Linked DNA regions of Homo sapiens: all the other regions are linked to region 2. Evidence: chromatin contacts called from ENCODE Hi-C or POLR2A ChIA-PET data. All regions are on one chromosome and are shown on one strand. Each heading gives the region's core, a stretch centred on a gene start or an enhancer-like site at or near the end of the contact. The rest is flanking DNA. Distances are from core to core; before and after follow the strand shown.

Region 1 (3,096 bases), core at 25-2,524, 78 kb before region 2:
TATTTTAAGCAAGATCCCAACAGCCTTTAATTCACATTTTAGAAAGATTGCTCTGGCTAGAATACGAAAAAAAAAAAAACAAATTGGTTAGGGGTGGAGGCGTTTGCATGACATGAGGGTCGGAAGCAAAAATTGCTCTTAGAAGTCTTTTCTGGTCATCCAGGTAAAAGATGACAATGACCAAACTAGGGAAGTGGCAATAGGGATGGAAAGAGATAGAATCAACAGGCCATGGTGATTGAGTAGAAGATGGAATGCAAGGAATTCTGGCTTGAGAAATTGTTTAGAAGTGCCCTTTGCAGAAATGAAGAACATGAGAGGCAGGGCTGAACTGAGGGGAGAATGGATGAGTTCAACTGTGAGCCTGCTAAGGTTGGGTGACCCATGTGCCATCCAAGTGAAGATGTCAAGTGAACAGTTGAACATAATGGTCTGAAGCTCAGCAAAAAATACTTAGGCTAGAAATATAGATTTAGGAATTCCCTGTGAGGCCATGAGCATGCATAAGACAGCCCACAGGGAATGTTTAATGTGAGAAAGCTCAGGACAGAACCAAGAGTAGTACCAACTGAAAAAACAGGCAGAGGAAGAAAGGCCTGAAAGGGGAAGGAAAAGTCAGGGGATGTATTAAGAAGGAAATAATAGTCAACAGTGTCAAATATTGTTAAGAGGTCCAGTAGGTTTAATAACTGAGAAGTGTCCATTAGATTTAGCAACAAGACAGTCCCTGTTGACCTTTCATCCCAGAATAAAATGCTGGGGGGCAACAACTTCACATGAATGAAAAGGTACCAAATTTACTCTAAAAGGAAAAACACCCTGGACTCAAAGCCAGACGATATTCTTGGGTCAGGTTTTTTTCATGTCCTAAATTTAACCAGCTGGAATGCTTTGTTAAGTGGTATTTTATTCACCCTTGAAATGAAGGATTTGCCTTTTAAAAGTGTCTCTGTAATTCATCTTCAAGGTAGAACAAGGTGGTATCTTTGGGTTAATTGTTCTCTACAGAAACAGATGCTGGTTGCTGTAAATACCACTGAGGAACTTTAATGTGCCCCAGATGTAGAAGCCTCTAGTGACCTAAATACACAAACAGGGACTAAAGAGAACCAAGTAAAAGATTCAAGATTTCAAGTGTAAGCGGAGAGATACTGCTTCAAAGTGGAAGAGACCAAACCTTCACCACCAAAGGAATGTGAACTAGTAAGTTGAGTCCAAAGATAAAAGCTAAAGACTTGATAAGAGCCAGAAAAGCAGAGTGCCTGGTCTCTGCTAGAATGACTCAGCACCCTCGCAGTTAGGCTGGAAGCCCTTTCAGCCTCTTCAAGAGCTGCTTTTCCTGGCCTGATAATGAGCAACTTGGCCTGGCATAATCCTACATTCCAGAGGCCCTCAGTTTTTCAAAATTAAAAAACAATATAGACTTCTGTTTCCAGCCAAGATGGAATAACAGGAACTGGATTTTCCCTTCACCTGAAACAACTAAAAGACTGGACAAAATATATGAAACAATGGTTTTTAAGATATTGTACATCAGGCAACGAAGGACAGTGATCCCTGAGAAACAGAAAAGAGACAAGCTGTGCCCTGTGATCAGCCCAGCTTATTCCCGGGAGAGACTTTCCAAAAGGGAGAGGGAACTCAGGCCAACTCCAAATCCCTGAACTGAGAAGTTCGGGAGGCCAAGGCAGCTAGAGTTCCAAGGCAGAGTACCAGAGAGGAGACAGTCACACAAAGAGAGGGCCCCAGAGGTCTCCAGAGAGTCCCCACTCACAACTTCAGCTAAGTGCTAATGAGCTCATGGGTTTGAGGAAAGTATCCCAAGGCTGGGGAAAGAACCACCAAAGAATTACAGGGAACAATCTTTAAAGCTCACACAGGGCCAGGAATAGTTCTTAAGCTCATCAACCAGAGTGGAAAGACCTTCTAATTCCTTAGGAGGTATTAGATAGAATACTCAGAAGGGTCTTCCCTCAGTTGTGGGGAATAATCAACCCTAGATTAAATGCTGTACTTGTCCATCTAAAAAAAAAAAAAAAAAAAAAAGTTTAAAAGCAAGACCCAAAAGGATCAAACTGTTTTTGATTTTGGTTTTTGTTTTGTTTTGTTTTGTTTTGTTTTTTTGATACTGTCTCGCTCTGTCGCCCAGGATGGAGTGCAGTAGCAAGATCTCAGCTCACTGCAACCTCCACCTCCCAGGTTCAAGTGATTCTTATGCCTCAGCCTGCTAAGTAGCTGGGACTACAGGTGTGCACCACCCCACCTGGCTAAGTTTTGTATTTTTAGTAGAGACAGGGTTTCACCATGTTGGCCAGGCTGGTCTCAAACTCCTGACCTCAAGTGATCCACCCACCTCAGCCTCCCAAAGTGCTGGGATTACAGGCATGCACCGCACCCAGCTAGGATCAAACTGTTTCTAAGTAACTTAACTGCATCCCAGAACAAGCTAAAGAATACTTGTAAGAATATAAAAATATCTAGAACCCAAAAAGGCAAAATTTGTTAAATCTGGTATCTAATAAAAAGTGAACAGGTATGGCAAAGAAGCAGAAAAAAATATGAACCATAATAAGGAGAAAATCAATAGAAACCAACCGAGAAATGACATGTTAAGTACGCCAGGTATGGTGGCTCACACCTGTAATCCTAGCACATTGAGCAGCTGAGGCAGGAGGATGGCTTGAGGCCAGGAGTCTGAGACTAGCCTGAGCAACTTAGACCCCATCTTTACAAAAACTTTTAAAATTAGCTGGGCATGGTGGCACATGACTGTGGTCCTAGCTACATGAGAGGATGGCTTGAACTCAGGAGTTCGAGGTTGCAGTGAGCTATGATCACAGCCTGGGTGACAGAGCAAGACCCTGTTTAAAAATAAAAATAAAAAAAGAGTATGTGAAGTAAAGACATGGAAGATATATATATTTATTATATTATATAATCATATAATGAGTATATTATATAATCATATAATGAGTATATTATATAATCATATAATGAGTATATTATATAATCATATAATGAGTATATTATATAATCATATAATGAGTATATTATATAATCATATAATGAGTATATTATATAATCATATAATGAGTA
Region 2 (3,211 bases), core at 712-3,211:
ATGCGGCAAGACCCTCTCAAAGGGGCCTGGGTGGTGGGGGCTGTCTTATGACCTGTCTTGCCTAAGGTCATAGTGCAAGGTGATGAGACTAAAGAGGAACAGAGCACAGGCACAGAAGTATCTCAAAGCTTCCCCTCCGGTACCTCCCCAGCCTCTTTGGCCCAAACCCCCTGGCTAGCAACATTCCTATAGTTCCTCAGTGTCTCTTTGGTTCGGAAAAAAAACTTTCTTGCCTGGAGGCCTTTGCATCAGGGGGTCCCTTAACCATCACTCAGATCCTTCCCCTCTGCATGGCCAACTCTCATATGTTTGTATTTTTTAGTTTTTTGAGACTAACATGCATTACATGCATACCTTATTTATTTATTATTTTTTTATTTTTTTATTTTTTTGAGATGGAGTTTTGCTCTTGTTACCCAGGCTGGAATACAGTAGCCTGATCTTGGCTCACTGCAACCTCCACCTCCCCGGTTCAAGCGATTCTCCTTCCTCAGCCTCCCAAGTAGCTGGGAATACAGGCATGAACCACCTCGCCTAATTTTGTATTTTTAGTAGAGACGGGGTTTCACCGTGTTGGCCAGGCTAGTCTTGAACTCCTGACCTCAGGTGATCCACCCACCTCAGCCTCCCAAAGTGCTGGCATTACAGGCGTGAGCCACCGCGCCCAGCCAACATACATTACTTTTGCAAACAAAGATAAAACTCTTTTTTTATTCTTCAAAAGAATAAAAAAGCTCCCTGGTGGTCTAGTGGTTAGGATTCCAGGCTCTTACCACAGGGATCTTTTTTTTTTTTTTTTTTTTTGGGGACACAGTCTCGCTCTTTGCCCAGGCAAATATTGTGCAGTGGCAGAATCTTGGCTCACTGTAAGCTCCGCCTCCCGGGTTCATGCCATTCTCCTGCCTCAGCCTCCCGAGTAGCTGGGACTACAGGCACCTGCCACCATGCCCGGCTAATTTTTTGTATTTTTAGCAGAGACAGGGTTTCACCGTGTTAGCCAGGATGGTACCACAGGGTTCTTAAAAACAAAAAGAGGCCAGGTGCGGTGGCTCATGCCTGTAATCCCAGCACTTTGGGAGGCTGAGGTGGGCGGATCACCTGAGGTCAGGAGTTCAAGACTAGCCAGGCCAACACGGCGAAACCCTGTCTCTACTAAAAATACAAAAATTAGTTGGGTGTGGTGGCACACACCTGTAATCCCAGCTACTGGGGAGTCTGAGGCAGGAGAATCGCAAGAAACTGGGAGGCGGGGGTTGCAGTGGGCTATCGCGCCACTGCACTCCAGCCTGAGCGACAGAGGGAGACTCCGTCTCAAAAAAAAAAAAAGAGAAAGAATAAAAAAGCAGGTTACTGCAGCGGACTCTACCCTCACCAAGTTATCTTGGATTTAACAAGTTTCCAACTGAAAGCAATTCCCTCCAATACCAACTGGGGACCCTGAGACCAGAGAGGGGCTGGGCCTTGCCCAGGTTCACACAACACTAAGCAAGCCAGGCTGGGTCCCAACTCCCCTCCTCCCACTCAACCTGGGTACTTCTCGGGGGTTTCCCGATCCAAAGGAGGCCAGGAGCCGGGGTTGGGGATGGGGAGCGGAGACAGCGGTGAGGAGCGGCGGTGTGGCGGGCAGGGGGTGCGCAGACAGGGCGGAGAAGGTGCTGGTAACGGGGGCTGCGGAGCGGAAGGGTGCGGGCTGGGGAACCTCAGAGGGTGCGGGGAGGGAATAAGGGGCGTAGATGGTGCAGGGTAACGGAGGCGCGCAGTGAAGGCGGGTGACAGGGGCGCAGAGAGGTGCACAGTGAGACGAAGGAGGGAGAGGGGACGGCGAGGGCGACGGGAGATGGGGCGGGAGAGGGCGAAGGTGAGGGGGATAAGGGCGGGGACGGGGCGGGGACAGAGGCGGGTCGGGATGGTAGGGAGGGGCGGCCCGCGCGATCCCCGCCCCACCGCCCGGCGCTTGCGCACCTCCGCCCGAGCTCGCGGGCCTTGCGGCTGCGTTTTCAATCTGCTTCCTTGTGAGTCAGGTGGGTCCTGGGCCCAGGAACCGGCCCGGAGCCGTGGACGCCCTACAGCTGAGAAGGGGACCCAAGGGGTCGGCCGCGGCCAAGGCCCCTAGGACCGCCGCCCCAGCTCACGCTGCCGACGGCAGCTATAGACATTCTGCGTCAGGTCCGGGCTCCTGGACTTCGCCTTTCCCGAGCCCTGGAGGTGGGGAGAAAAGGTGAGCAGTTCGTGCCTGCAGCGCAGAGCCCCAAACCCGCGGTTTTAGAAATCGAAAAAGCCCTGCCGGGCGCGGTGGCTCACGCCTTTACCGTAATCCCAGCACTTTGGGAGGCCGGGGGGCGGGGTGGGGCGGGGGAGGATCACGAGTTCGGGAGTTCGAGACCAGCCTGGCTAACATAGTTGAAACCCCGTCTCCACTAAAAATACAAAAATTAGCCAGGTGTGGTGGCGCGCGCCTGTAGTCCCAGCTACTCTGGAGGCTAAGGAAGGAGAATCGCTTGAATCCGGGAGGCGGAAGTTGCAGTGAGCCGAGATCGCACCACTGTACACCTGGGTGACAGAGTGAGACTCTGTCTCAAAAAAAAAAAAAAAGAAAAAAAGCCGGCCGGGTATAGTGGCTCACGCCTGTAATCCTAACACTTTGGGAGGCTGAGGTCGGGAGTTCGAGACCAGCCTGGCCAACATGGAGAAACCCCGTCTCTACTAAAAATACAAAAAAAAAAGGAGCCGGGGATGGTGGCGCATGCCTGTAATCCCAGCTACTTGGGAGGCTGAGGCAGGAGAATCGCTTGAACCTGGGAGGCGGAGGTTGCAGTGAGCCGAGATCGCGCCATTGCACTTCAGCCTGGGCAACAAGAACGAAACTCCGCCTCAAAAAAAAAAAAAAAAAAAAAAAAAAGCCGTGGGTCAGGAGCCAGAGCCCTCTGCTCTAGTCTTAGCTGTGCCAATGTGACTCCCTGTGTGATTTGGGGGTAAATTACTGCCCCTCACTGGGTCTCTGTCTACCCACCTGCAAAATGAGAGGATCTTTGGATGAGTCTCCTTAATTCATTTCCTGGACAAACTTCCTCCAAGGCTCCCCCAGATTTACCAGTGACGCCCTTCCCTAAGTATCAACTTAGCCGTACTTTGAACTCTGGCCCCTCAGGTTTCAAGGGGACGGCCTTGTCTGGGATCAGCTCTGTCTGGGGAAAGAAGCTGCACCAGCCTC
Region 3 (2,968 bases), core at 126-2,625, 110 kb before region 2:
GAACTTCTTTGTAGATCATCTTGTTTCTCTAACACAAGTTCACAGCCATCCCTGGAAGGATCGTGAGAATTAGTGAAACAGATGCTTTCCTGTTATCTCCTATCAGTTTCAAAATGTGACCACCACACATTTGGCTGAATAATTTACATAAAACTCCATTATAAATTCTGCGGTAGCTCATGTCTGTAATCCTAGCACTTTAGGAGGCTGAGGCAGAAGGAGCACTTGCAGCCAGGAGTTGGAGACCAGCCTGGGCAACATAGCAAGGCATCGTCTCTACAAAAAAAAAAAAAAAATTAAGTAGCTGGGTGTGGTGGCATGTACCTGTAGTCCCAGCTACTCAGGAGGCTGAGGCTGGAGGGTCATTAGAGCCCAGGAGTTCAAGGCTGCAGTAAGCTCTAATCACACCACTGCACTCTAGCCTGGGTGACAGAGTGAGATCCTGTCTCAATCAATCAATGAAACTACACTATAAATGCAAAGAGAAGCACCCTGAGTCCTGAGGAGCAAGCATACTGACACAGAAAGAGTATGCTTTGGAGTCATTTATCATCCATGTGAGATGGTCAAGTGTACCGTAATGTAGCTGCGAGAACCTGGACTTGGCGTCAGCTTGCCTGCATTTACATCTTGTTTTCACGGCACCCTATCTGTGTTACCTTAGGCAAGTTATGTAACGCCTCTGTGCCTGTTTCCTCACCTATAAAAGAGCAAAAATAATAATACCTACCTCTTATGTTGTTGTGAGGGTTAAATTGGAGAACGAGTGCCATGTGCTTAATGTCCACACACAGTAAGTGCTTGGTAAATATGAGCTGTTACATAACCTCAAGCAAGTGCCTCGGCTTTCATAAGCCTCAGTTTCCTCTTCTCTGAAGAGAGGGGCAATAATAAGTCCTACCTCTTAGGATCATGATGAGGATAAAATGAGATAATGTATGTAAAGTGCTTGGCACAGAGAAGAATTCCATAAATGTTTGTTTCCTTCCTTCCACAATTGTCTTTCATGTTGATAAGTTGAATGTCCATCCTTCAGAGAGGCACAATTTGATTTGAGAGCATTCAGCAGAGCCGAAGTTTCCTGCAATCACTCTGTCTGCCTCCTCCAGCTCAGAGGCCTTCTCGCTCCGAAATGGATCGATAAAGGAGAGAGGAAAAGGAGAGCGCAAGGAGGCCAGGCCGGCCTGCGTGCTGCTCACAGCTTCACAGGGCCCTCTGCTCCCAAGGCCCTGATCCTCCTGAGCTTCGGGCTGGGACTGTGACCGTGAGTTTGGCTGTAGTTTGTTTAATAAGGCATCTCACTTTCCCAAAATAGGCAACACGTGGAGACACTGCCCCATGACGCTGACTCACTTTCCCTGGCCTCATTTTCTTTTCCAAAAGCCATGAAGGGCATGACCGGCTCCTTCTCCAGCAGTTTGGTGTCTGCCTCCACCCAAAGGGCTTTCTGGGCGTCCATATGCCTCTCTGACACTCTGCTGTCTCCTTCAGGACCTTCCCTTCATTGGCCTGTCCCTTCAAAGACAGGGAGCGGACCCTTGGTCCTTAGCATTCGATGACCTTCCTTGACAATCTCACTTGCTCAGAATTTCACCCACTGCCTTCCTGCTCATGGCTCCCATATCTCTGTCTTCCAAGTTCCAGGTAGGCAAAGGTGAGCCCTACTTCACAGCTCTGACCTGGCTCCCCTCCAAGCACCTGCATCTCACCGTATCCCAAGCTGACTCACCTCCACCTCCAGTAACTCTGTCTTAGGTGGAGACACCACCAGCCGCCCAGGAGTTACCCTTGACTTCTCACACTGCTCTCACAGCCAAATCACCACTAAGCACTACTGATTTAATCTCCTAAATATGGCCTGAGTCTGTTTTCCCCTCCCTAGCCCCAAAGCCTCTCTCTCACCTCAACCTTCCAAAGACCTACCAAAGTGATAGATCTAGAATGTGCATCCATCATTCCCTGGCTTGACACACTTCAGTATCTCCCAATGGCCAGACATTCCCAAACACCAAAGTGACTGCAGGAGGTTCACCCTGCAAACATGTTTAAATGCAGATTTCTCAGCCCTGCCCATGAAGAGTTGGATGTAATTAATCTGACGCGGCACCTAAGAATCTAGGTTCCTGACAAGCATCCCAAGGAATTCTGATGTATATCCAGGATCGAGAACCACCGGCCCTTAGGAGAAACCCCATACTCCAAAGAGAATCTACAGAATCATCTGACTTGGCTTATACCAACCTCTTCAGCTAATCTTTAGCCAGTCCCTACTTTGTACTTAACCTTCCAGCAACGTCAATGAGTTTGCAGATCCCTCCTCACTCCACTCTTGCCCTGCCCTTCCCTCTCTACTTTACTGGCTCTTTCTTCTGTCCTTTCACCTGTCCACCCATGAGTCAGTACAGTGTTGAGAGGAAAGACCCTGGGGTCCAACCACCTGGATTCCATCCCGGCTCTATTGTTAACTGGCTGTATGACCTTAGGCAAATTCCTAACCTCTCTAAACTTTAGTTTCCTCTTCTGAAAACTTAGGACAAAACCACACTCTTCTTAGAGCTGTTGTAAGAATTAAATGAGACAGGCCGGGCGCGGTGGCTCACGCCTGTAATCCCAGCACTTTGGGAGGCCGAGGCGGGTGGATCATGAGGTCAGGAGATCGAGACCATCCTGGCTAACAAGGTGAAACCCCGTCTCTACTAAAAATACAAAAAATTAGCCGGGCGCGGTGGCGGGCGCCTGTAGTCCCAGCTACTCGGGAGGCTGAGGCAGGAGAATGGCGTGAACCCGGGAAGCGGAGCTTGCAGTGAGCCGAGATTGCGCCACTGCAGTCCGCAGTCCGGCCTGGGCGACAGAGCGAGACTCCGTCTCAAAAAAAAAAAAAAAAAAAAAAGAATTAAATGAGACAATGCACTGTTAACCCCTGGCTCCAGGTCAGCACCCAGTCAGCAATTGCTATTGTTATTAACAT

The links. A loop is a pair of places that touch in the nucleus more often than their neighbours do. ChIA-PET counts read pairs that join two places held with the same protein, here RNA polymerase II (POLR2A). Pooled maps may share reads with other maps.
Region 1: POLR2A ChIA-PET joins it to region 2 with 16 read pairs in Caco-2. The contact joins the enhancer-like site here to the promoter of HDHD3 in region 2. A Hi-C loop is called at or near these places in 1 of 50 pooled maps. POLR2A ChIA-PET finds 5 or more read pairs at or near these places in 2 of 52 experiments (Caco-2 and WTC11).
Region 3: POLR2A ChIA-PET joins it to region 2 with 14 read pairs in activated CD8-positive, alpha-beta memory T cell. The contact joins the enhancer-like site here to the promoter of HDHD3 in region 2. POLR2A ChIA-PET finds 5 or more read pairs at or near these places in 4 of 52 experiments (H1, activated CD8-positive, alpha-beta memory T cell and activated T-cell).

The regions. Positions count from the first base shown.
Region 1 is chr9:113,453,634-113,456,729 of GRCh38, reverse strand. It overlaps a transcript of RGS3 not described here. Among named protein-coding and RNA genes, the nearest start is that of RGS3, 8.5 kb to the left of the region's middle. Within about 2 kb of position 1,274, at least 22 of the 41 ENCODE cell types and tissues checked have a DNase peak (open chromatin) inside an H3K27ac peak, as active enhancers do.
Region 2 is chr9:113,375,736-113,378,946 of GRCh38, reverse strand. HDHD3 (haloacid dehalogenase like hydrolase domain containing 3) reads left to right here and starts at 1,961. Exons shown (of 3, transcript NM_001304509.2): 1 at 1,961-2,218. RefSeq lists a silencer at 1,590-2,109.
Region 3 is chr9:113,487,023-113,489,990 of GRCh38, reverse strand. All of the region lies in intron 5 of RGS3 (regulator of G protein signaling 3), which reads right to left. Among named protein-coding and RNA genes, the nearest start is that of RGS3, 25 kb to the right of the region's middle. Within about 2 kb of position 1,375, at least 7 of the 41 ENCODE cell types and tissues checked have a DNase peak (open chromatin) inside an H3K27ac peak, as active enhancers do.